Regions from separate parts of the Homo sapiens genome. Here region 2 is linked to region 1. A link is a loop called in an ENCODE intact Hi-C map of the cell type or tissue named here. Cell type or tissue: CD4-positive, alpha-beta T cell. All regions are shown on one strand.

Evidence for each region. Peaks named below come from ENCODE experiments on the same cell type or tissue, not always from the same donor. Only the 100,000 strongest peaks of a DNase experiment are listed, where the experiment ranks them.
Region 2: a loop joins it to region 1, with 8 times the contacts of the local background. A loop is called at or near these places in 5 of 110 quality-filtered maps.

The regions. Positions count from the first base shown.
Region 1 is chr2:172,930,866-172,933,365 of GRCh38, forward strand. The region is part of intron 6 of RAPGEF4 (Rap guanine nucleotide exchange factor 4); the gene reads left to right. Among named protein-coding and RNA genes, the nearest start is that of MAP3K20, 140 kb to the right of the region's middle. In CD4-positive, alpha-beta T cell, CTCF peaks have their summits at 1,253 (motif pointing left) and 1,455; a DNase peak (open chromatin) is centred at 1,226.
Region 2 is chr2:171,572,901-171,575,400 of GRCh38, forward strand. No RefSeq gene overlaps it. Among named protein-coding and RNA genes, the nearest start is that of CYBRD1, 52 kb to the left of the region's middle. In CD4-positive, alpha-beta T cell, CTCF peaks have their summits at 1,361 (motif pointing right) and 1,563; a DNase peak (open chromatin) is centred at 1,401.

The DNA of each region.
Region 1 (2,500 bases):
AAAACAAGGGCTAAGTCATTGAATTCACTTCTGTCATGCTTTTCACTCAATTGTAGTTTGAGGGAAAAGGAAGACAATAATTTTCTTTCTGTCTCCAAAGACATTAGTATGACGGGGTTCAATACTCATTCATTGTTACAATCCATGTCCCTAGAAGCGCATGTTTGCCAGTTCCCATCCCTGACACTTAATAGCCAGTGACACTGAACAAGTCACTCATTTCCAGGAGCTTCAGTTTCCTCACTGGTATAATGGTGATCTGACTTACCACAATAAAAGGATTAGTAAGATCAAGCCAGGCCGGGGTGGGGGGGGGGGGCGCTGGGGGGCGGGGGGACTGAACAGGTGGGAGGGGATTCCAAAACTCGACAACGATCTCAAATAGAAAACATTCTATTCAGTTTACATGGAGCGTAATTCTAGATAAGATCACATCCTGTTTCTATAGCCTCAGTCCCAGGATATTTTTCTAGCTTGCGGGGAGCTCTCTGAGGCAGGCCTGTGGGTTCTGGTGTAAGTGGAGATTGGGCCTGGAAAGCCTTAGAGAGGTGCTCTTGCTTCCTGTTGGCACTTGGTTCAATTCTCAGTTCTGGGAAGACTTCAGGACAACAAATGGAAAGTCATTCATCTTACCGTCCTTATAAACTTGGCTCAGACAGGAGAATCAGAAATTCCCAAGTCACACCAAGTGCTCCTCTGGTGCTGTAATTTGATAGCCCAATCCCAAACAAAGTGAGGAAGCCACACCCAAACCTTCCTCCAAAGTTAACCACAAAGATGAACCGGAATAGACAGTGAGAGCAGGAACACAAAGATAAGCTGGAGAAGGCAGCTGGCTTGTTTGGGGCACATCGGAGAGTCATGGATGTTATCACAGCAGCCCACCCAGGACCTGCTAGTTTTAGGTTATGTGAGATTTTTTAAATCTTACGTTTAACCAATTCTCCTTTTATAAGTGTCAAAGCATTGCAGTGTACAGCTGCCTAGTAAAAGGATTTGTAACATAGATGCGTAAATGGTTCTGTCATTCAATAATATAGTCTCTTAAATAACTGAAACAGGTAATGCTTCCCTTTCCCCTTCCCGCCACTCCTCACACCCCTTGACTCCCATGCGCCCCCCACCCCCACCCCCATGCGCCCACCCCCAGCTTTATATTTTGTGTGTGTTTTCTTCCTTTTTCTCAATTTGGTGTTTGGCATATTCAGAAAAACACGTGGGCTCCCTCTGGTGGTCATTCCGGTGTTCATGCATGTCTAACCTTCAAGTTTTAGTTACATGGCACAAGATATTTGGATGAAAAGTGGAAATATTCGTAGTAAATGTTATTTTCGTTTGTAAGATTCCTAGTACTTGGAAACCACCAAAATAACCAGCTCATTCACTCATTCATCCATTCATATGTGCACATATATAGTCTTCCATTCTCACATATTGTTGATATTTGACTTTGCTAAATGCAGCATGGTCTGGTCTGCAAGTCCATACAGAACAATTGAGTTCCAGTCCTGTAAGTTAAACAAATTTTCTCAAGGAATGGGGCTGTTAATCAGCGAGTTTTTATGGAATGCATACAGTGTATTAGACCAGGCATTGTGAAAAATAATTTGTTGCTCACCACTTAAAAAAATATATGAACAAGCTTTTTAATAGTTACAATGTTATATTATTTCCTTTTGTTGTTTAAGTCATATTCCCATTTTATTTCCTCTGTAGAAATTTATTCTACTGTAACATATTGTTTTCCAGGCCAGACGACTTTGTCATCCAGATTCAGCTATAATAACAAAGACTCAAACACAACAGCATCTTAAATAGATTTTTTTTTACTCATGTTAACTGTCCAAATATGAGCTGCCCAGGGTTAGTATGGCAGCTTCACGTTGTAACGTATGTTTGTGGTTGAAAGTCTCTTATGGATCACCCTCATACTGAACATGTATCAAAAATATGTACTTACATTTAAATATTCGTGTTTTAAAATCTCTTGTGACCATGGGTCTTTGTTACAACTTTTCTTCTAGATTGGGTTATGACAATAAGTAGATATATATGATCATCAAAACAAAATAAATATTTTATAAATTTCTGTACAAAAATATTAAACATTAAAGTAAATTACTATTAGAAATGCATCACTGGGTGACTTTGGCAAGTGTTTTAAAAAATGAATTATTTTAAAAAGTCAATTCATGCACCTTTAGGAAATAGCAGTTTCATTCTTCTTCTTGGTTTTTATGTATGCAAGCACTGGGAAAACTCATTCACAAAAACAGGAAGCTGGGGATGGAAGTAGTTTTAAGTAACAGTGTTACTAAATTCTTTGAATCCTAGGAAACTCATGTGTACTTCATGGAAAGCTAGAGATGATGGTGGAGTTGCAGTGGAGGGGTGGAAAGTGTTGCATTCTAGATGGATTTTGGAAATAGAGTCCATAGGATTTTCTGATGGATTAAATACGAGGTAAGAGAGAAGGTACTCAAGGGTGACTTCAAGGGTT
Region 2 (2,500 bases), 1.4 Mb before region 1:
TACCTCCACCATGTATTGCCTGGGGGCTTGGCAGATGTAATTAAGGACCTCAAGGTGAGATCATTCTGGATCAGGTGGGCCCTAAATCCAATGACAAGTGTCCTTCTAAGACAGGAAGACACAACAGAGAGCAGGAGGCCATGTGAAGACAGAAACAGAGATTCACAAGCCAAGGAATGCCTTGGGCCACCAGAAGCTGGAAGAAGGAAGGAACACATTCTCTCTTAGAGCCCCAGAGAGAGCCCAGCCCAGCCCACCTCTTGATTTCAGAGTTCTGGCCTCCAGAACTCTGAGAGAATAAATTTTCGTTTTATTAAGTCACCCAGTTTGTGGTTGTTTGCTACGACAATTCTGGGAAATTAATATGATGGATGGGTCTCACAATCCTAATACTGAAAGAAAAAAATCCAAGTTACAGAAAACACGGATACCATCTCAACAGCGTTTCAGAAACGTGAAACCCGTACATTGTACCGTTTAGGAACACATATGTATCGGCAAAAGCGTAATGAAACAAATGGGAATGATGAACACCAAATTTAGAGAAGTGGAAACTGTAAAGAGAAGGAAGGGAATACAGCTGAGGGGGCACAAAGGCTTCACCTGTTTGGATGGTAATGCGTTTCCCAAGCTGAGTGGCAGAGTCAAGTAGAATCAGTATCATAGGTTTACACCTTTGTGTAGGACTTAACTATTTCATTACAATAAAATTTAAAAGGGAAGAAATGAAAAAGGACAAAAAGGAAGGTTAATAGCACATTGAAGATGGGGGAGCTTCTTTCTTGGATAAACATACAACCATTCAAGGTCAAAGCGGGATGATTTGGTGCATATGTATCTCCTGCTACTTAATAACCAGGTGAAATTCAGTTTGTTAATATTCAGTGTTCTGATGTTGCTTATAAATAATTCCAACAGTAACCTTTTCATTGGAAAAACACCTGTACAGTGCCAACTCTGATTACTCCCTGTGGATATTGCTTAGCTAAAAATTAATATATCATACTTTCTAGAATGACAGACTGTGGGCTGGAATAAGAGAAAACAGTAATTTATAAGATGGAGTAATTATTGGAGGATTCAGGTACCATTTACTGACTTTTTTTCTTTATCCTGAAGCCAACAAAATTATCGAGTCCACATTCTCAGTCTTTTATTAGCCTTTATCTTAGGTTGTCTATCAAAAACAATATTTCTGTGGATTAATAAACACCACAAACACATAATAAACTGCACAGGCCCCTGGTGTTCCTAGGCAATACGTGAGCTAAGCTGAAGACCATCAAAGTGAGCTGGCCAGCGCTTGCTACCTCGGCGTGGCTGAGGCCTCCTCGCTGGCTGCACTACCGATAATATGCACGAGGTGGCAGCAACGTCACGGCCGCCAGCCCGGGGCCTCCACGGGCGACTGAGGCTGCGCAGTTGACTTCCTCATCACCAACAGGGCAGTCTTGGTTTCAAAACCAGATCTGGTTGTTTCTTTGAGCGCTAGGATTTAGACAAACATTGTGATTATTTTCAATTAAAAATTATTCATGCCAAACATACAACCATAATTCGATATCTAGTATAAGTAGCCTTCTCTTTCCTTTTTTTTTCCGGACACTCAATGGTGAAATGCTTCATTACTTTAAAAACATGCCCAGGCCGAACGATGGGGACTCTAAAAAGATCAGCGGTTTGCCAGGGGTTGGGGAGGAGGGAGATGAATAGGTGGAGCACGGAGGATTTTTAAGGCAGTGAAAATACTCTGTATTATAGCATAATGAGTTCTATGTAGTTATAAATTTGTCCAAACACATAGAATGTACACCATAAAGAGTGAACACATAGAATCCCAGCACTTGGGACTAAGGTAAGTTGTGGACTTTGGGTGATAAGGTAACAAATGTACCCTCTGGGGAATGTTGATAAGGGGGGAGGCAGTGCATATGCAGGGCAGGGGTGGGGATATGGGAAATCTGTGTACCTTCTACTCAATTTTGCTGTAAACATAAAACTGCTCTAAAAAAAATAAAATCTTTTAAAAATGCCTATTTCCAAAAGTGTGCTAGGTATGTCAACATTTAAAAAATAATGACAATTATATAGGAAAGGTACCCTGAAAATCTATATCTACAATATTCAAAGAGAAACAGTCTTCCAAATAATTAGCATTTTATGAAGGACAGAATCATTTGACAGCAGGTAAATTACAACTGGCTCCAGCCATCTCTTCTTGTAGGGCATTATTGCTAAAATTCAGAATCAGCTGAGAAATGGCACATCAAGGCTGTGTCTTTCTGTGCCAGATTTGGAAGCTCTGAACCCTTGTCAGCCCAACTTCTGAAGGATGATTAGATGGTGGCCTTCAGAATTTTCTTAGCAGATGCTGCCTAATTTTCTGCCTCATTTTGTGGAATCTAGGATGTCTCTTCTGTATAATGAACTTAATACCACTCCTACCGACCTACAGGTTACTGTGAGACTCAAATGGAATAATCTAGATTCTCAATAAATA